Regions from separate parts of the Homo sapiens genome. Here region 2 is linked to region 1. A link is a loop called in an ENCODE intact Hi-C map of the cell type or tissue named here. Cell type or tissue: stomach. All regions are shown on one strand. Each heading gives the region's core, and the rest is flanking DNA. Links, peaks and the distances in the headings are about the cores only. Region 1 overlaps AGRN (agrin). Region 2 overlaps PLEKHN1 (pleckstrin homology domain containing N1).

Evidence for each region. A loop is a pair of places that touch in the nucleus more often than their neighbours do. Peaks named below come from ENCODE experiments on the same cell type or tissue, not always from the same donor. Only the 100,000 strongest peaks of a DNase experiment are listed, where the experiment ranks them.
Region 2: it touches region 1 in a loop (2.9-fold over the local background); 92 of 110 quality-filtered maps call a loop at or near these places.

The regions. Positions count from the first base shown.
Region 1 is chr1:1,047,936-1,060,835 of GRCh38, reverse strand. It overlaps AGRN (agrin), which reads right to left. Exons shown (of 36, transcript NM_198576.4): 23 at 12,471-12,824; 24 at 11,777-11,969; 25 at 11,385-11,600; 26 at 11,041-11,270; 27 at 10,799-10,933; 28 at 10,507-10,603; 29 at 10,245-10,409; 30 at 9,999-10,110; 31 at 9,467-9,583; 32 at 9,191-9,383; 33 at 9,021-9,108; 34 at 6,859-7,083; 35 at 6,285-6,388; 36 at 4,720-6,012. The coding sequence ends at 5,855. LOC100288175 (a long non-coding RNA gene) reads right to left here and starts at 1,102. Exons shown (of 4, transcript NR_148960.1): 1 at 990-1,102; 2 at 443-556. RefSeq lists enhancers at 1-422, 1,268-2,111 and silencers at 885-1,524, 6,219-6,401, 10,046-10,145. In stomach, for the core only: no CTCF peak of the experiment used is centred there; no DNase peak of the experiment used is centred there.
Region 2 is chr1:967,774-980,293 of GRCh38, reverse strand. PLEKHN1 (pleckstrin homology domain containing N1) reads right to left here. Exons shown (of 16, transcript NM_032129.3): 3 at 9,871-10,017; 4 at 9,693-9,773; 5 at 9,536-9,608; 6 at 9,288-9,415; 7 at 9,086-9,181; 8 at 8,890-8,970; 9 at 8,144-8,219; 10 at 7,870-8,006; 11 at 7,284-7,433; 12 at 6,968-7,108; 13 at 6,654-6,794; 14 at 6,243-6,461; 15 at 5,930-5,978; 16 at 4,429-5,852. The coding sequence ends at 5,719. It overlaps PERM1 (PPARGC1 and ESRR induced regulator, muscle 1), which reads left to right. Exons shown (of 4, transcript NM_001394713.1): 2 at 1-1,413; 3 at 3,670-3,795; 4 at 4,025-5,096. The coding sequence ends at 4,122. Among named protein-coding and RNA genes, the nearest start is that of PLEKHN1, 7.6 kb to the right of the region's middle. In stomach, for the core only: a CTCF peak has its summit at 4,084 (motif pointing right); DNase peaks (open chromatin) are centred at 3,793 and 4,073; H3K4me3 peaks cover 957 bases; H3K27ac peaks cover 474 bases; H3K27me3 peaks cover 5,606 bases.

The DNA.
Region 1 (12,900 bases), core at 4,310-12,309:
GTCAGGGTTGCCACGGACGTCGGGGCCCAGCCGGTCCTCAGCAGCCTCCGAGGCCGTCAGTGCCGCCTTCTTCCAGTGGCGCCTTCTCTGCGAGGCTCTGTGGAGGCTGCACTTCCCGGCTTCCCACCTTGCCCTGGCCAGGGCCCTTTGTCCTCCTCCTCGATGGGAGCCCCAGGCCCTGGCTCTTCTGTGTCTGCACAGAGTCTAGGCCAGTCCAGCGCCACCTCTTCTCTGAGCTCCAGACACCCGGTTTCAGCACCTCCGTTTGCAAAGTCAGCAGCACGTCTTTCCTAACATCTTCAAAACCCAAAGCTCCTGATCTTGCCCCCGCGGCCCACACCCTCTTCTTCATCTTCCCCACACAGGCAAGGGTGGCCGCCCTGCCCCCGGCCCCCCTCGGCGCTCCCTGCCGGCTCCGATCCATGAGTTCCTCTCATCCTACCTTCAAAAGGTGCCCAGAGGCCACACGCGGTGGCTCACACCTGTAATCCCAGCAGCGTGGATCACGAAGTTAGAAGTTGAAGACCATCCTGGCCAACATGGTGAAACTCCGTCTCTACTAAAAATACAAAAATTAGCCAGGCATGGTGGCATACACCTGTAATCCCAGCTACTCCGGAGGCTGAGGCAGGAGAATTGCATAAACCCGGGAGGTGGAGGTTGCAGTGAGCCAAGACCGCGCCAGTGCACTCCAGCCTGGGTGACACAGTGAGACGCCATCTCAAAAACAAAAAACAAAAAACAACAAAGGTGTCCAGAGCCGACCACTTCTCCTCCAACCGCCTGGGCCTGCCAGGACTGTTGGTTCCGTTCTGCCCGACTCTGACCCCACAGCCAAGCCTGAGTGAGGCCAGGCCTGGCGGGCCAGGGACCAAAGTGTCCTGGCAGGGCCTGCGGGTGGAGGGGGGCAGGCGTCCAGGACCCCGGGTCTGAGGCGTGACCCAGCTGGGAGCGCGAGGAGGGCCCGGGTGGCATTTCGCCACGCCCACCTGTCGGGGCCGTAGACGCTTCTCCTGGGGTCCAGGATTCTGGGCCGCCGTGCGCCGGGCTCACCTGCACGAGGGTCTCACCGCGCCGCTCGCCGGCGCTCGGGGTGCGCTCTGGGCGGCCGCACCCTCCGGCAACTCCGCGAAGGCGCTGCCTGGGCTCCGCCCCCGAAGCCTCGCCCCGATGCCACGCCCCGGGCCACGCCCCGAGGCCACGCCCCCCGGCCTTCTTAAAGGGTCCGCGCCCGCCACTCTTGCCGGGCGCCTGGGAGTTTGGGCTGCAGGCGGAAGCTCCGGCCGTCCCCGCTTCAGAGCCGGGGGTCCCGCGGGCAGCCGGGTCGCGGGTCGCGGGCGTTGCAGGCGGCTCCGTCCCGCCCTCCATTCCAAGACCCTCTGGCTTTTCCGGGGCCGCCTCCACTGCGGACCGGGGCCGGAGGGGGGCGCTCCAGGCTGGGGGGCGGGGCGGGGCCCGCGGGACCGACCTCCCTGGCTGTGCCGCGTCCGCCTCCCTGTAGGTCCCAGCCCCAGGCCCGCCGGTTTCCGGAGTCGAGCTCCCACCGCGGTCTGTCCCGGACACGCGCGCCTCTCCCTCGCCTGCGCTCAGCTGCCATCCTTTTCAGCGGTGGCCCCGGGCTCCCCTGGGCTTCGCCTCTCAGACCCACAGCCTCCAACCTGGGACCCACCAGCGCCTCTCCGCCCGCGCGGCTTCCCTCCTCCTCACCCCCGGCCACGGAAGGCCTCGTCACCCTCCAGGTCCCCTTTGAGTCCTCTGGGTCCTGCGCGCTCCGCAGCGGTTGCTCCCCAAACTGCCTCTCCTGGTTCTGCGCACCCTCCTCCTCCCCTCCGAGGTCCTCCTCCCTCCTCCATTTCTGGCGTCGGGGCTTTTTCTCCTCTCCTAGGCAACACCCAGCAGGAGCACCTGCCTCAGGCTTCAGCCCAGCCTCTCCCTGCCTGGCACCCCTCGGCCCCCTGGACCCCACTCAGGGAACCCCAGCTTCCCCAGCCCAGCCATCCCTCCAGACGCATCAGGGCGAATCCACCCAAAGCTCCGGTGCCTCCAGCTCCATCTCCACGTCCCTGAGCGCCTCTTCTCACCCCCCTCGACCCGCCCATTCTCCCCCAAATCCCTCCCTCTGCTCCCCCTGCAGCCTAGCACCCTGTCCTAGCCAGGGGCGTCTTCATGAAATCTGGTGGCCTCCTGCTTGGAGCCCTCCAGGAGCCTCCCACAGCTCCTCAGGCAGCACCCCCAGCTCTCTTCCCCAGGCCCACGCAGCCCCACTGGACCTGCCCTGCCCATCTCTGTCCAGCCTCTGCTGCTCTGACCTGTGGCCTCTGTCCTGCACGCTGGCCTCTGGCCGCTCCTACGCCTCCGCTTCCTGCTGAAAGATCCCTTTGTCAAGCCACAGGGCCCTGCACACCGTCCAATGGACCCACACCACATGCCCCGCCTCTGGCCTCCTCACCTGCCCTCCCCCTGCTCATGCTTCGGGTCTGGGTTTGGGCGTGTTTTCTCTGGACCTTTCCTGAAAACCAAAGTTAGTCTGCCCCCACCCTGGCCCCCCACCGTCAGCGACCTGTGTGTGGCCACCGCTCCTGGACTCTCTCCTCCCCGACCCCCAGTGCCTGACACCTGCCAGGCACACAGGGTCGGTCAGCATATCCCCAGAGGACCAGGTGATGAAAAGCCCAGAAAGCAAACACTCAGACGCATGGGACCTCCTGGGTGTGGAGCTTGTGGGTATTATCTTTTCATTTTTTTTTTGAAACGGAGTCGCGCTCTGTCGCCCACGCTGGAGTGCAGTGGTGCAATCGCGGCTCACTGCAACCTCCGCCTCCCGGGTTCAAGCGATTCTCGTGCCTCAGCCTCCCGAGTAACTGGGATTACAGATACCTGCCACCACGCCCAGATGTTTGTGTTTTTAGTAGATACAGGGTTTCACCATGTTGGCCAGTCTGGTGTTGAACTCCTGACCTCAGGTGATCCGCCTGCCTCAGCCTCCCAAAGTGCTGGGATTATAGGCATGAGCCAATGTGCCCAGCCATTGGTGTTATTTTATTTCGATGTTTTTGTGGTTTTCTTTTTTCTTTTTTTTTTTGAGACGGAGTCTCCTTCAGCCACTGAGGCTGGAGTGCAATGGCGTGATCTCGGCTCACTGCAACCACCGTCTCCTGGGTTCAAGCAATTCTCCCGTCTCAGCCTCCGGAGTAGCTGGGACTACAGGCACCCACCATCATGCCCAGCCAGTTTTTGTATTTTAGGAGAGACAGGGTTTCACCATGTTGGCCAGGCTCGTCTTGAACTCCTGACCTCAGGTGATCCACCCGCCTCGGCCTCCCAAAGTGCTAGGATTACAGGTGTGAGCCAGCGCACCTGGCTTTTTTTTTAAAATCATTAATACAAAATAGAAAACTACACTTAGTTATTTTTCATAAGAGACAGCAGTTTGCGAAGGGCCACCCAGCTGGCCACACACCCTACCCCTTCTTCCCCTGCTTCTCCCCAGGGCTCACATCTGCCGGTGCTGGGTGCCAGCTCTGTTTTTTAGACAGGTTCTCGCTCTGTCACCCAGGCTGGAGTGCAGTGGTGCAATCACAGCTTGCTGCTGCCTCAACCTCCTGGATTCAAGTGATCCTCCTGCCTCAGCCTCCGGAGTAGCTGGAGCTACAGGTGTGTACCACCACGCCTGGCTAATTAAAGAAATTTTTTTGCAGAGATGGGGTCTCACTATGTTGCCCAAGCTGATCTCCCACTCTTGGCCTCAAGCGATCCTCCAGCCTCAGCCTCCCAAAGTGCTGGGATGACAGGTGTGAGCCACCGCGCCCTTCCCTGAGGCTCAGCTTCTGCAGTGCTGTCACCCACACACTAATTTAGGAAGCAGGTTAGAGGGAGTCCAGGAGCCCAGCTACCCCAGGGGTTTCTAGTTAGGGGCTTCCAGCAGTGCCAAGGGTTGGTTCTGCACACCTGGGCCAGTGAAAAGGCTGCCCAACAGCCCCACGCACCCTGGCTCCCCCCAGACCCTTCCAGTCCTGGGTGCAGCCTCCTCCCAACCCTGTGCTCTGACACAGATGTGGGCCAATTATGTGTGCAGGCACACACACACACACACACACGTGCACGCCAGAGAGCAGGCACACACACCCACACATACACGCCGGAGAGCAGGCACACGCACCCACACACGTACATGCACCCACACATGCACGCCGGAGAGCAAGCACACGCACCCACACGCACACGCACCCACACATACACGCCGGAGAGCAGGCACACGCACCCACACACACGTACATGCACCCATACATGCACGCCGGAGAGCAGGCACACGCACCCACACCCACACGTACCCACACGTGCACGCCAGAGAGCAGGCACACGCACCCACACGCACATGCACCCACACGTACCCGCACCCACACGTACCCGCACCCACACGTGCACGCCAGAGAGCAGGCACATGCACCCACACGTACCCGCACCCACACACACACACCCCCACACGTACACGCACCCACACGTGCACGCCAGAGAGCCTCCTGCCTCCACGGCCCCGCCTCCCACAGTGCTCAGCAGTGTGTGCTCCCCACTCAGGGCCTCATCAGCCACAAGGATCCCTGTGCAGGGCCTGGCTCCATCCAGGGCCACCCAAGGGAGCTCCAAGTCCGTGCTCCCACCACAAAGCGGAGCAAGAAGCCAACGGGCCAGCGCGCTGGTGAGGATGGACAAAAGCAATGCTTTTAAAGTTTTCAGACTTTATTTCACAGCGATTGACACAGAAACATACTAGAGTTAGTAACACGGCACCCAGCCCCACCGCCGCCCGCTTCATCGGGTCCTGCTCCTAGGAGGACTGGGCTGGGGCTGGGGGTGGGGATGGGATGGGGGTGGGGAAGGGACGGGACGTTGCAGTTTAAGGCATTTCTGGCTTCGGAGCCATCCCTGCCACCTCTGCACCTGCCCCTTGACCTTGGTCAGACACTGGCTGGCCCCTGGTCATTCTGAGACAAGGACGACTTTCACTGACGCTGTGGGGAGGATTTGCAGTGAGGCAGCCCTCAGCCGCTCTCAGGCGAGATGGGAAAGATGAGACCCACCACTCCAGGGGTCAAATAAAATCAACACATGAAGAACACAGCCATGGCCAGGCCCAGATACCCAGGCAGGCGGCAGAGGTCAACCCCATCCCACAGTGAGCTCCTCTCGATAGCCCCTCGCAGGGCCTGGGGTGTGGCAGAGGGATACGGTCACGTCCAGGGTGGCTGGGCAGGGCCAGCTGAGGGTCAGGACACCCAGATCGGCCCTGGTCTGGCCTCTGCTCCTCAGCAGCCTGGGGCTGGCGCAGGCAGCACGGGAGCAACGCAGAGCTGTGCCCAGCAGTAACATTGTTTGGAAGTCACAGTATTGGCGCAGGAGGCCGAGGCAGGGCCCAGAGCACACACAGGAAGGAGCAGCTCAAATGGGGGCTTGGAAAGGCCCTGTGGGGTCACCCGGAGGAAGGGCCCCATCAGACCTCAGCAGCCCCTTCCTCTCTGGGACACGAGTCCCGCCTGACGGAGCGAGGGTGATTCAGGAGCCGGGGCTGCTTCCCGGCGGGGACACCGTGGGGCAGGCGCAGTGCAAGGCGGGGGCTCAGCACCTTGAGGCAGGGGTGTGTGTCCTGAGGCTGCCATCCACGCCGAGCCCTCCACGCTGCCACCTCGCCTGTCCATCCCTCGGCACTAGGTCTGTCTGCAGCACGGCTGCCTGGACGGAAGGGAGGCCGGGCCAGCAGTCCCTCCGGCCAACACTCAGGCAAGAAAATCATATCAAAAAGCAACAAGTTTACAAAAATAGAAAATAATTACAGCGGGCGCGGGGCTCTGGTGCCAGCTCATGGGGTGGGGCAGGGCCGCAGCTCTGGCTTGGTGACGGCGTCCTCCAGCAGGTGCAGCGGGTGCCGGCCCACCACCACGTCCCGCAAGCAGCCCACAAAGCCTGTGCCGTAGGCCTTGGGCAGTGCTGGGCCCACGGGCAGCTCCGGCAGGCCCCCTGCAGCACAGACAGTGGGAGTCACCCGGCTGTGACTCAGTGATGCTGATGGGCACCCCAACGAGCAGGTGACCAGCAGGGGGCCCACACCTGGGCACCCGCCTCCCGGCCCCACAGCACTGGGAACTGCAGGGGCTACAGCGGGAGAAGAGAGCCCAGCCCGCCGGCTCACATGCACCCTGACTCAAGGGTGGGCGCTGGGGGGTGGAGTCTGTCCCTCGGATATCATGAGACCCTTGGGCATCCCTCTCTAGTCTCCCCAAAACACTCACCAAGCCACAGGGCTCCATCAGTGTCCAGCTGCGTGGCGCCCAGCGGGGAGGAGCCGGTCACAGGGGCCTCATTGCCCACCTGCAGGGAACCTTCCCTCTGCTCCCTGGGTGTGCAGGGAGGGGGAGACCATCAGGGCCCAGAGTTCCCTCTGCCTCCTCTAGACCATAAGCCCTGCATCCTTCCTATGCCCTGCAGGTGCCTCAGCCTGGAGAACCCCCGAGGTATCACCCCTGGGGGCAAGGATGAGGTGGCCTTGACCCCAAGGAGGGCACTGGGAGCCAAGGCCGGGGACATTCCTGCAGCTCAAGCTTTGCTGGAGGCGACGGCCAGGCTCAGACTGGAGCGACCCCCGGCAGGCTCCGGGCAGGGCCGGGATGCCTTTCAGACGTGGAAACTGATCATTGCTTCTCCTGCATCTTCTTGGCCCTTCCTCCTCCCACTGGCAGTGACCTCGGCTCAGGCAGCAAGGCGTGTCCTCCCTGACCCCTGGTCACAAGTGACTGGACACAGCCCAGCTGGGCAAGTCTGGGCAGCCCTCGCCACTATTCTCGGCACGCTGGGTTCCCTACTCACCTATGTGCCACGACCCGCAACCAGCGGTTGGTGTTGACGGGCACGGTGGAACGCAGCACCACGGGCTGGGAGCCCAGGTTGTAGCTCAGTTGCAGGTGCCCGTCCACAATGGCCAGTGCCACATAGTCTGCCCGCTCCGTGGCCTTGCCACTCCAGAGCACCAGCCCCTGCGTGGCCTCAGTGCGCAGGCTCAGTTCAAAGTGGTTGCTCTGCAGTGCCTTCTCGCTGGAGGGCAGAGGGCAGGTCAGGGCCTCTAGGAAGGTGGCAACAGGACAGGGTGGGGGAGGCGGGAGGACAAGGGCCCCAGCTGCGGAGGCCACAAGGGCTGTGACGGGACCCAGGGGTGGCTGGTGGGCAGACACCGACAGTGGGAGGGAGAAGAGGGATGGAGACAGGGGCAGCCTGGCAGAGAGAGATCAGAGAGACGGGCGGGAGGACAGATGGGCCAGCCAGGGGTCTGCAGGCACTGCTGCCACGTGCTCACCTGTGAAGGGCCCCGGAATCCAGAGTTTCGGGGCTTAGAAGCAGGAAGAGAGGGAGGCGGGTGAGCAGGGGACAGGCGGGGCCAATGCAAACCCATCTCAACACTGTGGGGTGCAAGGAGCAGGCACCCACAGAAGACATGCGTGACCTCGAGGATCACTGGCCGCCCACCAAAGAGCCCAGCAGGGACACCTACACATGCTTGTGCGGACACGAGACACGTGAGGGTGCAGACACCCACGTGCAGACACGAGACACTTGAGGGCACAGACACCCACATGCAGACACCCACGTGCAGACACCCACGTGCAGACAGCAGGGGAGCACAGCCAAGGCTGGGCGCAGAGATCAAGGAGGTAGGCGTAGGGTGGTATGGAGTGGAGACCAGGGGCTTGGATGCCCCAGTACACACATGCATGTGTGCATGCACGCAAACCTACACACGGACACACACACCCCTCCATGTTCACACACATACACACGTGTACACGAACACACACAGACACACCTGAGTGCTCCCCACTTACACCTGTTCATACACACACACATCTACATATCCCCCCATATATACACGCATATACACGGACCCATGCACACACTCGGACACACACCTGTCTCCCCCACATATACACACACATACATGGACCCATGGACACACACTCGGACACACACCTGCGTGTCTCCCTCATATACACACACATACATGGACCCATGTGCACACACTATACACACATGGACCCATGCACACACACTCGGACACACACCTGCGTGTCTCCCTCATATACACACACATACATGGACCCATGTGTACACACTATACACACATGGACCCATGCACACACACGGACACACACATGCATGTCTCCCTCACCTATACACACACATACATGGACCCATGTGCGCACACACTCAGACACACACCTGCGTGTCTCCCTCATATACACACACATACATGGACCCATATGCACACACACACACACGGACACATACCTGCATGTCTCCCTCATATACACACACATACATGGAGCCATGCACACACACGGCCGCATAGTCACACACGCATATCTACATGTCCCCCCCACATATACACACACACATATACATGGACCCATGCACACACACAGCTGGATATTCACACACACTTGCACATCCACTCCATATACATAGACACGCACAGACACAGCTGCATGTTCACACACGCGGAAGTGCACACGGACACAGACATGCATGCATATGCGCACAGGTGTGTACAGCCTCAGTGGTGGGGGTTGGCTGTGGGGCGACCCTCGGCCTGTGCCCTGGGAGGGGCGACTGCACTTCTGAGGCAGGAAACGGCCTCTTGCAGCCAAATAGCGCCGGACCCCCATCCTCCGCCACAAGGGATGGAAAGTTCCCCGGGGGCTCCGGACTCTGCTCCCCACCAGGAAGGATGGAGGAGTGGGAGTGAGAGGGAGCGGGGGGCGCCGAGCTCTACTCACACGGGGATCTCATTGGCCAGTTCGCTTGGAAACAAAGAGACAGACAGTGAGAGGCGGGAGGACCGGGAGGTGAGAGAGAGGCGGGAGGACAGAGGTGGCAGCACCGGGCCGTCCCCTCCTGGGCCCTCCTGGTGTGGGGGTCCGGTGTCCCGCCCCGAGGGCACAGATGGAACCGACAGCCAGCAGAGGATGGCACGTTACCTCTCGGTCACAGCGTTGAGGTACTCGACAAAGGTCCGCCCGTCAAAGGCCAAGGTATCCACGTCCCCCGCTGACTTCTCCACCAGCCCTGTGAGATAGGCAGGTGAGGGTGGGGCCTCGTGGGCTCCGGGCCCATCCGGCCTCCGCCCCCTGCCCTGTGCCAGGCTCACCCTTCTCGCAGTGCGGTCCTGAGAATCCCCCGGGACACAGGCACACATAGGCAGCCTCCCTCGGGACGCAGGAGGCCCCATTGAGGCAGGGGTGGCCTGAGGCCCGGGTGCAGGGGTGACCTGCAAAGGACGTGACGTCCACCTGCCGCAGCACGTGCTCCGGGGTCAGCAGCTGGCGGCCTCCGAGGGAGACCTGCAGGGCAGGGTGAGGGCCTTGTCCCGCCTGCCACCCCGCCCGCCCCGGAGGCCCTGCTGGGACGCCCCGCCCCCACATACCAGCTGGATGGCACCGTCGAAGCCAGAGGACACGGCAGCAGCACGGGCCAGCTTGCTGAAGTCGGGAGCGCCCCCTACGTAGAGCGGCTCCTTCAGGTTGAGGACGGTGTGCGGAACCTGCGGGGACGCCAGGTAAGTGGCTGTGCAGAGCCCACCCACGGTGCAGACCCAGGGCCCAGGCACCTGCACGCACCCGCCCCACCCGCCCATTGCCTATCTAGGGGGCAGCGTTAATCACACAGAAATGGCAGGGTCCTTAGTGGGGGAGGAGCTACCCTAGGGGTTGAGGCGCCAGAGACGGTGAGCGGATGAGAGGCCGACAGTACCTTGCGGGATTTCTGGCCTCCGAAGAGCGGGTGGGGTTGCAGAGCGAGAGCAGAGAGCAGGGAGGCAGAGGAGGCAGAGGACAGGGCAGGCGGCCAAGAGAACAGGACAGAAAAACAGCTCCGTGAGCGCCGGCAGGGGCGGGGCTGCCGCCCGAGGAGGAAGAGCAGGCAGCAGCGGGAGTCCCCTCGCGGCCCAGAGCACTCACCGGGGACTCCCCCAACACACGGGGGCCGTCGCCCACACGCAGGGCACCCTTGCGGCCGTTTCGCTCCAGTGAGACCCTGGTCCAGGCTCCCAGGGTGACTGGCTCCCTGCTCCTGGTGAGGAGGGGCAGCGTGAGTGGGCTCTGTCCACCACCGGCCACGCGACCACCCAGGGCCTGAGCGACCTGCTGGTGCCCCGGCCCCGGGCCAGTGCCCCAGGCCTCCCAGAGCCACCCTTGCCGGCCCACCTGATGACCGCTGCCCCCTTGCCCAGGTCGTAGCGGAACTCCAGGCGGCGGTCCCGCAGTGCCAGCGACACGAAGTCCCCCTTGCCGTCCGTCTTCTGCCCGTTGTAGAGCAGGAGGCCGCTGGGGCCTCGTGCCAGGAACACGACCTCCAGCGCCATCTTCTCCCTGGGGTCATGGGGAGTCGGGGTGTCTTTGCTGTCCCCTCCCCACAGGAGAGACGGAGGTGGGGGCCGGCCCTTCCCCCTGCTCCTGCCCCACCGACCCCAGGTCCCGTGCAAAGGTGTGCAGGCCTCTCAGCTCCAGGTGGGAGAAGCCGTTGAAGTCAGCCAGGAAGGGCCCAGAGCCGTCCTGCCCCGAGGCTGTAGGGAGAGTCACCAAGGCCTCAGTCCTGACCCCCGGGGCCTCCTGCACCCCATGCCAGCCGTGTGTGGATCCTAACTCAAAACCCAGACTAGACTGAGCCGCATCCTAACTGCAATGCTACCTGGAACCTGTACCCGCCCAAACGTTCAACCCCCCCCCCCCCCCTGCCCCGAGAGCCCCACGCCCCCGACCTGTCTGGCAGAAGGTGCCCTCACGCCCCAGGGGGCACTCGCACTGAGCACCACCCTCGGGCAGCACACGGCAGGGCGCCGCCCCATGGCAGGGGTTGGGCTGGCAGGGGCTCTTCTCATCGGCACAGGTTGGTCCTGGATGGAGGAAGACGGGACCGGGACCGAGGTCCCAGGAGGCGTCGGTTGGGTACCGCCCACAGGCCCCGGGGTCCCACTCCCACCCGCCCCGGCCCCACCCTCACCGACGCGGCCGGGCGGGCACTGGCAATGGAACCTTCCAGCCTCCAGGTTCTGGCATGGGGCCCCGCCATGGCAGGGGTTGGGCAGGCAGGGGTGGTCCCCGCACTCGCCCACGCCAGAGCCTCGGGTGGCAGCCCCCGGCCCAATGCCAAGCTCCAGGCGCTGGTTGTTGACGTCCAGCAAACGGATGCACCCCCTCAGGCCGGCGCCCACGAAGGTCCGCTCCAGCGCCCTGCCACCAGGAGGGACACCGGGTCAGGGCTCAGGGGCCACAGGCAAAGCCACCTCGTACACCGGGACCCCAAAGGGCCGGGGTCGGGGCCACACCACCCTCCAAGGGACTCACACGGCAGCCTGGTCCTCGGGTACGCCGCCCACAAAGAGGTCTGTGTCCAGGTTGAGGCCGTCGGTGCCACTGGGACTCTCGCCCAGAACAGGGGTCTCACCATCCACCGAGAGGGTGCCCCGGCGCCAGTGCCGGGACAGCTCCAGGCGGTGCCACTGGCCCGGCTCTACCGGCACGGCACTGGTCAGCACCGCCGGCCCCGAACCTGTGTCAAACCTGAGGGCAGGAGCAGGTGCTCAGGACCATCGCCCGGCCCCGTCCCCACCCCGCCTACCTGAGCTGCCCCGCCCCCGTCCCCACCCCACCCACCTGAGCTGCCCCGGCCCCCCCTCCCCCGCCCGTCCCCTCCCCGCCCACCTGAGCTGCCCCGGCCCCGTCCCCTCCCCGCCCACCTGAGCTGCACGCGGCCATCTAGCAGCGCCAATGCCAGGAAGTCCTTGCCCCGGGCGTTGCCATTGTACAGCAGCAGCCCCTGAGGCTCCAGCGCCCGGAATTCCAGTGCCAGGCGCAGCGTGTGGTAGGCGCGGAGAGTGGGGAAGGCCAGGAAGGAGCGGCCCTCGAAGGCCGGCACAGGGGCGCCAAGCACTGCAAAGGGCGACCGGGAGGGCCGGCTGGAAAAGCTCCGAGGATTCCCCACTTTTATCCCTGAAACCGCCCCCTGCTTTTTTTTTTTTTTTTTTTTTTGAGACGGAGTTTTGCTCTTTTTGCCCCGGCTGGAGTGCAGTGGCGCGATCCTGGCTCACCGCAACCTCCGCCTGCCAGGTTCAAGCGATTCTCCTGCCTCAGCCTCACGAGGTGGGATTACAGGCGCCCACCACCACGCCCGGCTAATTTTGTATTTTTAGTAGAGACAGAGTGTCTCCATGTTGGTCAGGCTGGTCTCGAACTCCCGACCTCAGGTGATCCGCCTGCCTCGGCCTCCCAAAGTGCTGGGATTACAGGCGTGAGCCACCGCATCTGGCCGAAACCCCGCCTTAATCCGGGCTCCTGCCCCCAACTCAAAGCCTGATGGTGGCTTAGCCCCACCCCCAATCCTTGCCCCCACCCTGCTGCCTCCCCGCCCTCCTCTGCAGTGGACATCCTTACCCTTCTCACAGACGGCGCCTCCCCTGCCTGCCGGGCAGCTGCAGGTGAAGCCCCCGCCCAATGCCCAGTCCTGGCAGGTCCCCCCGTGGAAGCAGGGCTGTGAGTCACAGGGCTTTGGAGGCTGCTGGGGGGCCGGGGGCCGACGTCCGGGCACACGGCTGGGGGCAGTGGTGGGGGGCCGACGTGTGGTGGGGGCTGCCGTGGTCTTGGCAACGGGCTGGCTTGTGTGACTGGGGTGCGGGGCCCGAGGGGTCACAGCAGAGGACGGCAGGCGCGATGCAGTGGTGGCTCTGGCCGTGGCTCCCGCAGCAATGGCTCCTGACGTGGCCCCCGTGATAAACGCAGGAAACCAGTCTGCCGGCACAGGGAGCTGTTAGGGTTTCCTGGGAGCAGGGCCAGGAAGGGGTGAGGGGCAGGGGCATGGGCAGAG
Region 2 (12,520 bases), core at 502-8,501, 77 kb after region 1:
AAGACAGACCAGGGCCAGGTTTGGGCCTGTCTACACCTGTCCCTGTGACAGAGCAAGGCACAGACCAAATCAGAACCCCGCGCCGAGCCAAGCTGCACACAGTGTCCACGACTGTCTGGGAAGCCCTCCCAGATGTCTCAAGGGCTAAGTCAGACATGGCTGTGTCTACACCTGCCTCCGAGCCGCAACCTGACAGGGACATGGCTGTGTCTACACCTGCCTCCGAGCCGCAATCTGACAGGGACATGGCTGTGTCTACACCTGCCTCTGAGCCGCAACCTGACACGGACATGGCTGTGTCTACACCTGCCTCTGAGCCGCAACCTGACAGGGACATGGCTGTGTCTATACCTGCCTCCAAGCCGCAATCTGACACGGCTGTGTCTACACCAGCTTCTGAGCCTCAGTCCAGTGTGGCTCTGTCTACACCCATCTCCAAGCCACAATTGGACACGGACGTGGCTGTGTCCACACCTGCCTCCAAACATGGCCTGGATGTGGCCTTGCCTACAGCAGGCCCAGTGGCTAAGCTAGAGGTGGCTTCATCTCCACCTGTCTCGGAGGCTGTGCCGAGGATGACCGAGTCCAGCGGGCTTGTGTCTACACCTGTTCCCAGAGCCGACGCCGCTGGCCTCGCCTGGCCTCCCACCCGCAGAGCTGGGCCTGATGTGGTGGAGATGGAGGCGGTTGTGTCTGAGCCCTCAGCAGGGGCCCCCGGATGCTGCTCTGGGGCACCCGCACTGGGTCTCACCCAAGTCCCCAGGAAGAAGAAAGTGCGCTTCTCCGTGGCTGGGCCCAGCCCCAATAAGCCAGGCTCAGGACAGGCCTCAGCCCGGCCCTCAGCCCCCCAGACAGCAACTGGGGCCCACGGGGGGCCCGGAGCCTGGGAGGCTGTGGCTGTCGGGCCCCGGCCCCACCAGCCTCGGATCCTCAAGCACCTGCCTCGCCCCCCTCCCTCTGCCGTGACGAGGGTCGGGCCCGGGAGCAGCTTTGCCGTGACCCTCCCGGAGGCCTACGAGTTCTTCTTCTGTGACACCATCGAGGAGAACGAAGAGGCTGAGGCGGCAGCGGCCGGTCAGGATCCGGCAGGCGTCCAGTGGCCGGACATGTGCGAGTTCTTCTTCCCAGACGTTGGAGCCCAGAGGTCGAGGCGGCGGGGGTCCCCGGAGCCGCTCCCGAGAGCTGATCCTGTGCCGGCCCCCATACCTGGAGACCCCGTGCCCATCTCCATCCCTGAGGTCTATGAACACTTCTTCTTCGGGGAGGACAGGCTTGAGGGCGTGCTGGGGCCGGCTGTCCCGCTCCCACTGCAGGCCCTGGAGCCTCCCCGGTCGGCCTCCGAGGGGGCGGGGCCTGGGACCCCCCTCAAGCCAGCCGTGGTAGAGCGGCTCCACCTGGCTCTTAGACGGGCAGGTACGTGCTCTCGGATCCCACAGCCCGTCCAGATCCCAGGCACACACTGTCCAGGGATCTTGGCCAAGCAGGGGGCCGCAGGGGCCGGGCAGGCCGGGCTTGGGTCATCCCCTAGCAGGGGAGCCTGGGGACCAGCCCCCAGTCATCCCAGCACACAGTCCAGATGGGGCGGCCCAGTCCAAGCACCCGGGTTGTTCAGGGGGTTGGCTCTGCGCCGCCGTTGCCCTGTGTTCGGGCCCATGTGACGGCGGCGTCCCTCCCCCAGCCTCTGGCAGGGTTCCCGCCCAGGCCTGGCTACCTTCAGGGTCAGGCACTCTACGAGGCCCATCTCACACTGATGTCCTCTGGGAGATGCTTTACAGACCAGAACACGGGGCCTCCACTGGCAGTTCCCCCAAACTGGCCCAACTCAACCAGGTCACCCAAATCTCAGGCAGAAGAAGCACGGGGGCGATGTGACTCCGACAGACGCGTCCAGGGCGGGCGGTTCCCGGGGCAGGCGGTTCCCGGGGCAACCAGTTCTCAGGAAGACGTGTCCATGACAGAGGGGTTTCGGGAAGACGTGTCCAGGGTAGACGTGTCCAGCACAAATGTATCTTAGGACAGACATGTCCCATGATGGATGTATCTGGGGCAGGCGGTTCCCGGGGCGGGCGTGTGCGGGGCAGGCAGTTCCCAGGCCAAGAGTGTGCAGGGTTAGGGTGGGGCAGGCGGTTCCTGGGGTTGGAGGGGGAGGCAGGCGGTTCCCGGGGCGGCCGTGTGCGGGGCAGGTGGTTCCCGGGGTTGCGGGGGAAGCGGCTCCCGGGGCAGGCAGTTCCTGGGGTTGGGGGGGGTTGGGAGGCGGTTCCTGGGGTTGGGGGGGGTTGGGAGGCGGTTCCTGGGGTTGGGGGGATTGGGAGGCGGTTCCCGGGGTTGGTCGGTGGGGGCAGGCGGTTCCCGGGGTTGCGGGGTGGTGGGAGGCGGTTCCCGGGGTTGCGGGGGGAGTGGGAGGCGGTTCCCGGGGTTGGGGGTGGTGGGAGGCAGTTCCCGGGGTTGGGGGGATTGGGAGGCGGTTCCCGGGGTTGGTGGGGGTGGGAGGCAGTTCCCGGGGTTGGGGGGATTGGGAGGCGGTTCCCGGGGTTGGTGGGGGTGGGAGGCGGTTCCCGGGGTTGGTCGGTGGGGGCAGGCGGTTCCCGGGGTTGCGGGGGGAGCGGGAGGCGGTTCCCGGGGTTGGTGGGGGGAGCGGGAGGCGGTTCCCGGGGTTGGTGGGGGGAGCGGGAGGCGGTTCCCGGGGTTGGTGGGGGGAGCGGGAGGCGGTTCCCGGGGTTGGTGGGGGGAGCGGGAGGCGGTTCCCGGGGTTGGTGGGGGGAGCGGGAGGCGGTTCCCGGGGTTGGTGGGGGGAGCGGGAGGCGGTTCCCGGGGTTGGTGGGGGGAGCGGGAGGCGGTTCCCGGGGTTGGTGGGGGGAGCGGGAGGCGGTTCCCGGGGTTGGTGGGGGGAGCGGGAGGCGGTTCCCGGGGTTGGTGGGGGGAGCGGGAGGCGGTTCCCGGGGTTGGTGGGGGGAGCGGGAGGCGGTTCCCGGGGTTGCGGGGGGAGTGGGAGGCGGTTCCCGGGGTTGGTCGGTGGGGGCAGGCGGTTCCCGGGGTTGGCGGGGTGGTGGGAGGCGGTTCCCGGGGTTGGTGGGGGGAGCGGGAGGCGGTTCCCGGGGTTGGTGGGGGGAGCGGGAGGCGGTTCCCGGGGTTGGTGGGGGGAGCGGGAGGCGGTTCCCGGGGTTGGTGGGGGGAGCGGGAGGCGGTTCCCGGGGTTGCGGGGGGAGCGGGAGGCGGTTCCCGGGGTTGGTGGGGGGAGCGGGAGGCGGTTCCCGGGGTTGGTGGGGGGAGCGGGAGGCGGTTCCCGGGGTTGCGGGGGGAGTGGGAGGCGGTTCCCGGGGTTGCGGGGGGAGTGGGAGGCGGTTCCCGGGGTTGGCGGGGGGAGTGGGAGGCGGTTCCCGGGGTTGGCGGGGGGAGTGGGAGGCGGTTCCCGGGGTTGGCGGGGGGAGTGGGAGGCGGTTCCCGGGGTTGGCGGGGGGAGTGGGAGGCGGTTCCCGGGGTTGGCGGGGGGAGTGGGAGGCGGTTCCCGGGGTTGGCGGGGGGAGTGGGAGGCGGTTCCCGGGGTTGGCGGGGGGAGTGGGAGGCGGTTCCCGGGGTTGGTGGGGGTGGGGGCAGGCGGTTCCCGGGGCGGGCGTGTGCGGGGCCATCTCTGAGTGCAGCCGTGGGGCTGAAGGTGAGCTTCTGTCCTAGGGGAGCTCCGGGGGCCTGTCCCATCATTTGCCTTCAGCCAGAATGACATGTGCCTGGTGTTTGTAGCTTTTGCCACCTGGGCTGTGAGGACGTCAGATCCGCATACCCCAGACGCCTGGAAAACAGGTTTGGGTGCCTGGGGGCAGAGGGAGCTGCGCCTAGAAGCCAGACCGAGGGGCGCTGGCAGGACGAGGGGTGCACGGGGGCCCCGGGGCTCACCCCTGACCTGCTCCCCCCAGGCTGAGCTGCGGCCCTGGCCGCACCGACCTTGCCCGCCCTTTGAGGGCTGGGTCTTGCGGGCAGACGGTGCCGACAGCCAGGCTGGCCCTCAGAAGAGCCTGTGCTTCTCTTGCAGCCTTGCTGGCCAACGTCGGCACCATCTCTGCCATCCGCTACTTCCGCCGGCAGGTGGGGCAAGGGCGCCGCAGCCACAGCCCCAGCCCCAGCTCCTAGGAGCCAGGCCCGGGCCAGGGAGATGCAGGATGAGGAGACGACCACAGGCGCCCAGGGCAGGACGAGGTGCCGCCCTCGCCCGGGCCCTCTGACCCCTCTCTTCTACCGCGTCCAGGAGGGGGGCGTGTCCTGGTGCTGCTCCCTCCGACTCACCTGAGGATCCAGCCAGTGACCACGGCCACTCCCCACGCCTGGGAGGGAGGTGCTAAAGTCTGGGTGGGTGGAGGGCAGGCAGGTGGCTGGGTAGGAGGGTGGCCAGATTCACAGATGAGAACACAGGGCATTCGGTTAATTTCAGACAGGCAATAGTGGGGAGGTCATTTTACTAAGAAGTTGTTGTTTATCTGAAATCAAATGCAACCGCACCCTGCGTTTCTTCTGGGGTGCAGGGGGAGCTGAGTGGCAGGACAGGACTTGGACCTCGGAGGGGTCTGAGCAGCAAGACACTCCGGCTGGAGCTCTGGGCAGAGGCAGGGGAGAGGACACAGGGTGGCCTCAAAGAGGGGATGGGCAGCCTCCTCACAGGTGGGCTGGGCTGGCAAGGGCTCCAAGGCCCATCACTCTTGATCCTCAAAGGACTGTGGCCAAGGCCTCTGCGGGCTCTGGCCTGAGACAGCGAAGGCTCTGCCTGCCCCTCCCCAGTGCAGCAGCCCCTGCAGGGTGGGGGTCTGTGGCAGAGCCGCGAGCCCCTCCCCGGGAGCCCTGGGTGCAGGTGCAGAGGGAGAATTCGGTGGCCTCAGATGGAGGGCTGGGCTCCTGGGGTTGTCCCGGGGGCTCCTGTGGGGCAGCTGGGGACCCACAGCCAAGAGGAGTCAGAGATGAGGTGGGAAGGTCGGTGAGGGGCCCGAGGTGGCAGAGGAAGGGGGCTGCCTGGCTGGGTGCTGGGTGGGGGTCCTCAAGACTGTGGGAGACCCTGGCTGCTGAGCAGAGAACACATGGATGCAGCACCAATAAAATTCTATCTTTTCTTTTTCTTTCTTCCTTTTCTTATTCTCTCTCTCTCTTTCCTTCTCTTCTCTTCTCTCTTCTCTTCTTTTCTCTCTTCTCCTCTCTCTCTTCTCTCTTTTTTCTTTCTCGTCCGGTGGTGTCAACGTCTCCCGTGCTGCCCTGTGGTGCGCGCCAGGCCACACAAGGACCCACCCACCCTCCTCCTCGGGGCACCCTGGCTTGTGCTCCTCACACCTTGCTGACCTGTGACCCTCATGCCCTCTGACCTCACATACTCTGACCCTGCTGACCTTTCTCTGTCCTCCGACCTTCACGCCCGTGCTGCCCTCCCACTCCCAGCGAGTCTCCTCCCTGACTCCTGGCGGGCTGAGCTGAGGGCCGACCCTGTGGACGGCCAGGACCTCCCTGACCTGTGACCCAGCCTCGCTGGCCAGGGCATCCTTTGGATGGGGCCCCTCCCACCCTTCCCTGCCCCAGCTGCTGGCACCAAGGAACAGGAGCTGAGGGACGGGCTCTGAACTCAGGGCCCCAGAGACTCCCCCCATCACACTGGGTTCAGACCCTGACTTGTAATTTGAAGTGGGTTAGAGGGGCAGGTACCCTGGAGCTTGGCGAGGGTGGTCCTGAGAACCCACCTCACCGCGGCCATCAGATCCACTGCACAAGCCCCCCACTGGCCTCAGGCCCTCCAAGCTGGGGGCACTTCTGGTGGGAGGAAGACAAAGTCTCGTCCCAGAGGTGGTCGTAGCCGGGGTCCCGGCTCCTCCTGGGGGACCGACCATCTGGTAGGGAAGGCAGAGATGTGTCAGCCTGTGGGAGGCAACAGGCACTCACCTCAGGAGGCAGGATCCTTACTCACCTGTCAGAGGCAGCCAGGGTTCGGGCGAACCTTCCCTGGCAGAGGAGACCTGGAACCCCAAACCGCAAGTCTGAGAGCCGGGCACAGCCCCAGGCAGGGAGCTTGGAGGCGGCCTGTCACTGTGCAGCCCCCCATGTCCCCCTGCTCTCCCTCCCCAGTCCCATCTCCCCAACTCCCTACTGGCCCCCCTGGCCTCCATCTGCCCCCGTCCTCCTGTTTCCCTCCCTGCTCCCTCAGAGTCCCAAGAGGCCCCACACCAGACCCCCGGCCAGCCCGGAGCCCGGGGCACACGGGCGTGGGGGCTGCTACTCACAAGCTGAGGGGCGTCTGGGGGCTGCGGCCCCCCATCCTTGGCTGAGCCCCGGTGTCTCTGAGCGGCTCTGGACTGCAGGGCTCCCTTCTTGGAGAGCAAGTAGGGGCCAGCGGGGCCGGAGGAGCAGGAGCGAGGGTCAGAGGCAGGCACAGACACAGGCACCGAGGGGAGTGGGCTCGAGGGCGTGGGTCCACGTGCACTCTGCATGGCACTGAGGAACTGCAGGGAGAGCCAGGGCTGGGGCCTGGGTGGCAGCCAGGGGCCCCCAGAACCTCAACCTCCCATCAGAGCCTGAACAGACCTCAGGCTTGGGGCAGCCCCAGACCCCAGGGTGAGACGCACGGTCTAGACCTCCCCAGCCTCAGGCTGCAGGCACCTCCCACCCTTTCTGTCACCCAGCAGGGGCCTGACCTCCTCCAGGCCCCGGACATCTGTGACCCTGCGGTGGGAGGTGGCGGGTGGTGTGTAGGGGTCGGCATAGAGGGGCGAGTGTGATGTTTCCGAAGTGTGGTCAGGGGCATCTGGGCTGCTCTCCAGGCTCAGCCTGTGCAGCTGCAGGGCAGAGGTGGGAGAAATGGGCTTCTCGGCTAGAAACAGCCTAGGCCACCCCTTCTCTGTGCAAGAGGCCTCTGGGTGGCTCCAGGACAACTGGGCCCAGAGACAGAGACCAGTGGTGCGGAACGGTGGGAACCAGGCCAGGGGCTGTGTGGGTGTGCTGGGCCCACCTGGGTCAGGTCCAGGTGCAGTGGGGTGACAGGGCCGCGGCCCTCTGCCCGGGCCTTGCTCCCGGGTGACCGGCTGCTGCCACTGCGTCTCAGCTCGGTCCTCCGTCGGCCAATGCTGGCACGGTCAGAGTTGGCCTGGTCCTGTGGGGACCACAAACCTTCCAGGAAGAGCCCTTTGGCCCCTCTCCCGTGCAACTCTCTGAGGCTGCAAGGGGCTCCCTCCAGTCTGAGTTCCCCTGAGGAACCAGGGTCCCCAACACACACCTACCCGACAGCCTTCTGCCCCACTTTCGTCTGCCACCCCGTAAGCGCTCACCGGTGTGTGCTGGGAGGAGCAGCCCACGGTGGATGGCACTGAGGACTCAGGCAGGGAGTGGCTGGTGCGGGTGGAGGGGGGCGCCAAGCACCCCGAGTCCCAGCTGGTCTGTCCGCCTGAGGAGAGTGAGCCTCGGCCACTGCCCATAACCTGGATGGGCAGTGAGTGGGGGTGAGTGAGGGCTGGACCCCCTCCCCACCCGCCCCTGCCTGGACCCACCGTGCTGTCCCCCCTTTTATCTTTTTGGGACGAAGTCTTATTCTGTCGCCCAGGCTGCAGTACAGTGGCACGATCTCGGCTCACTGCAACCTCCGCCTCCTGGTCAAGCGATTCTCCTGCCTCAGCCTCCTGAGTAGCTGGGGTTACAGGGATGTACCGCCATGCCCGGCTAATTTTTTTGTATTTTTAATAGAGACAGGGTTTCTCCACGTCGGTCAGGCTGATCTCGAACCCCTGACCTCAAATGATCCGCCCGCCTCAGCCTCCTAAAATGCTGGGATTACAGGCGTGCGCCACCACGCCCGGTCTGCTGCCCCCTTTTTACCACTGCCCAGGACCTGGGCTGTGGGGCCTATTGACCCCTCACCTGCGACCCTGGGAAGCTCTCGGCACCAGGCAGCGGCGGGGCCCCCTCCCTGTGGGTGACAGCGCGAAGGCACAGCAGCCAGTGACCGTAGTCCTCGTAGCTGGCGCACACCACGCGGATGGTGTTGATGAGGGGGCCTGGCATACAGATGCTGTGAGGGGCTGGCGGGGGGGTGCACCCCTCAGCGCCCCCACTAAAGAGTCGGGCGTCCCCCAGGCTCCCGCCCCACCATGGCCTGGCCAGGCGGGAGGCAGAACCAGGGTCAGGGCCCTACCTTCAATCAGGAAGGAGCGGATCTGCTTCTCCTTCTCCTCCAGGTTGATGTGGACGGCACGGAGTGGGAGCTCCCCCTGCGGAGCAGAGATTGAGGGCCAGGCCTTTGTAGGGGCAGCCCCGGGGCCCCGCCTGGCCTCATCCCACCCTCTTGCCCTCCAGAGCTTGGCTGGGTACTTGGAGAGCTGGGCACCGAGGCCACCACCCTGAGGGAGGCCAGTGGGTCCCATGTCTCCTGGGGCTACCACCAACCCTGGCGCGGGGGCCTTCGCCGGCTAGGGGCAGACACACAAAGCCACAGGACTGGCCTCTTGGGGTCCCCAGAGAAGAAGTTGGGCCGGGTGAACCATGGGGAGGGCCCTGTGTTTGTTCCTCAGTGACTGAAGGTTACCGTGAGTGCACACCCCCTTCCCGGAGCCCGCCCTGGAGGACACACGCACACGCACGTGTGCACACACACGCCTCACGGGCAGGCACACACAAGGGAGTCCCCGGGAGGGGCTCTCAGCCCCATGCTGCCCGCCCCAGGGTGACGGTCAAGAACCTCAGGGTGAGAACCTCAGGGCGGGCAGGGGCTCCTCCATGTCACAGCGGAGACCAGACTGACCAGGACCGCGGGCTGGGTGGGCAGGGCCCTGCGCTCTGTCTCAACAAGCCCCGAAATACAGGTTCCTCCTGCATGGCTGCCCCCTCCCACCCCCACACAGCTGCCTCCCTGGGGCGGGCCCACAGTGGGGAGGGGCCCACCTTGAAGCAAAGCCCGTCCAGCTCCTCGGAGAAAATGGCCAAGGACGTTGGGTACAGGACCAAGAGCCGGTCCCACTGCTCCTGGGTGGGTGGGGGTGGGGTCAGGCGATGAGGGAACTGAGCTGCTGTTGCACCGCCCTGCCCACCACCATGCACCCCTCCCATCCCCCTACAGCCCCACGCACCTCCCACCCACCTGTGCGGGCAGGTGCTGCAGCTTGACCCTCGAGGCACAGACAGCACTGCCGCCGGGTTCGTGCCCTGACGCCGTCCGCAGCCGGGTTAGACGGCGCTGCAAAGTCCAGGGGAGTTCGTCTCCGCAGGACCCCTGTGAGGAGGAGGTCAGAGCCGGCTGCGAGGATCAGGGTGGGGAGGGGGGTGGGGTCCCCGGCACTGACCTGTGGGGGTGCCGAGTGGCAGCGCCGCGGCCCCCCGAGGAGGGCCGTCTGCTTCTCCAGGTGGTAAAGCCAGCGGTCCAGCTCGGCCCGGCTGGGGCAGAGCACCAGGAGGGGTGCGGGCAGTGGGCCTGCGGGCAGGGCAGAGAGGGCACACACATACACACACGTGCTCCGCAGCCACAGGGCAGGCCCCTCTCCAAGTCCTGGGTCAGGAGTGCCTCTGGGGGCCCGGGAAGCATCCCAAACACCTGTGATCTGGAAGGCGTGCTCTCGGGACCCCTCGAGCGGGCAGACACTCAGCTCCGTCAGCGGTAACAGCCCCTGCCAGGCACAGGGTAGGAGGAGCTTCAGGGATCCATGGAGGGAAGGGCGGCCATGGCCCCACCCCATTGCCCACCGCCTCACCTGAAATGTGAGTCCTTCCGAGCCGTGGGCCTGGAAGTACAGGTGGGCGGGGAATAGCTCCAGGTAGCAGTCGCTGACATCCTGCGCGGGGAGCAGGGTCGTCAGTGCGGAGTCTGGGGAGCCCCAGGCTGATGGGGATGCTGCACCCTTAGCGTGCTCCACCCAGCCCGGCCCCCACCTGGCTGTGCTGGAACCGCAGCTGGACCTTGGCGTAATGCACAACTTTTCCCAGGTTCCTCACAGGCACCCTCCGCCGCCCCTTCTTGAACACACTCAGGAATGGCTGCTCCAGGTTTTCTCGCTGGTTCTCCAGGTCCAGGATGTCCTAGGAGGAGTAGAGCTCAGGGGAGGGGGCCTCCCCTGGGCCCCCCACCCCCTCCGCTCGCATCCACACAGCTACAGGACTATAGCATGGTCTGCCTGTGCATAGCCACACAACACATATGTGAAGAACAGCCCCCCACAGGCACAGAACCTGTGCACAGCCACACAACACATACGTGAAGAACAGCCCCCCACAGGCACAGAACCTGTGCACAGCCACACAACACATACGTGAAGAACAGCCCCCCACAGGCACAGAACCTGTGCACAGCCACACAACACATACGTGAAGAACAGCCCCCCACAGGCACAGAACCTGCACACTCAGCCTTTCCACAGGAAAACAGTCACGGCAGAATTTACACACACGTGCATACATATATGCATACATGCATATTCGTGTACACGTACACGCACACACACCCGATACGTGCACATGCAGGCAACATGCATGCATCCATATATGCGCACACATACACATGTATAAATGCATACACGCACACATGCATACACACACAATAGACACATACATGCCACACAATACAGACACAGATGCATACACACGGGAACACACATACGCACTTATACACACATGTACACACACGCACACATATGCATGGATACACACGTGCACACATACACAGTTGCACATACACAGATATGCACACACGTGCATACATGCATACATATCCACACGCAAATACACCCATACACATGTATACACATACACACGTGCACATACACACGTGCACACATACACATGCACACCTATACACACATGCACACACATGCATGCACACATGCACACTGCATACATGCATACATTTCCACACACACACAAATACACCAACACACACGTATACATACACCTGTGCATATACACACAGATGTGTGCACACATATACACGTGCAAACACATGCACACATACACACTTGTGCACACACACGCACACACAGACACACTTCCCCACACAGAGCTGCCTGGTCTAGTGGTAGAGATGGTGAGATCTGGACTCAGTGGATTAAACCCATCTTCATTCTTTCCTAAGCTGTGTAACATGGCTTGGGTTATTCAACCTCTGAAGACTTGTTAGAAGAATTTGGGGGTGTCTGGGTAACACTCAAAACCCTCCCACGTCTGCAGTATTGTATGGTAAATGCTTAACACCTGGTTCTACAAAAAACAGACACAGAAACACACCGATGCCCTGATTTGTAACGTTTGCCAATCTCCTCGGTGTCAGTGTCCTCACCGTTGCCCATTTCCAGCCCCCAGCCTGAAATATGTGAGGAGATTTCTGGGGTCGATCCTCTGTGTGTTGGCCGCTCCGTATGCCTCACTCAGGGGACAACGGGGTCCTGGCAGTGCCCCGAGGGGTCTCCCCCGAGGGGTCTCTGTGGCTGCCCCGGCCTCACTGTCTCCTCACATCAGACCCATGCTCTCTGGCTGCTGCATGTTCTGTTCCTGCTTTGGGGACCGCTCAGTCCTGACCCCCCTCCTTACCCGCTTTGCAGCTTTGCTCAGACATTACCTGCTCCAAGAATTCCTTTTCTGAAAGCCTTTCTAAAATTCCAGCCTTCCCTGATCCTCTGCACTCATCCCCTCTGTTTTTCTCCTTAGCACCGACCTGACCCCGCTCACTGGATCTATTGATTTGTCCCGTCGTGTGTCTCTGCCGTGGGAATGGGAGCACTAGCAGAACAGGGGTTGTCTATTCCGTTCACTGCTGTGTCCCCAGAGCCTAAGACAGGGCCTGGGATGTGCTGTGGGTATCACTGCATGTGCTGAGAGGGGAGGGGACTCCACATCCACGCCACATGTAGTCAATCCTGGCACACACAGTCCTCTACAAATGCAGGCTTTGATCACCAGGTTGGAAGTCAGAAAAGGGACGGGTGTGAACCTGGGGCTGGAGACCTCTGTGATCCACAGGCTCAGGGCCAAGTGGGAAGGTGTCCTCCTCCTTCTAGGAGCTGGCGAGAGCTACCTGCAGAGCTGCTGTGCCCTGGCCAAGCTTAGCTGCCCCTGAGCAGGCCCAGGAATGTGAACAGACAGACGCATGGCTTTCCCGGCCTTCTGCCTCTGGGTGGGGCCTCCTGTACCCACACCCAGCGTGGGAACTGATGCCGGGTTGGCACCCATGAAAAATAGGCCACAGACCAGGAAGGGCCACACAGCTGGCCCTGCAGCGCAGCTCAGCCTCGGGGCCCCGGGGAGGACTCAGCTTGGAGCCGTAGTAGAGCCAGCTCACAGCACTGGGTGCAGAGCCCAGGTACAGGGCCGCGGAGCACTGGCTCTAGGACTGGCCCAGAGCTCCTCCCCCAGCCCCATTTCCCGAGGTTCAGCAGGTTGTTGCCTCTGTGGCTACCATGTCCTGGCAAGGGAGGACCACTACGGCCACCCACCACACCTCATAGGACCCCCCAGGGTCACACTGCATGTCCTGGGCCTGGACAGAGGGAGTGGTGTCTGAGATGCAGCCACAGGGACCCCACCCCTAACC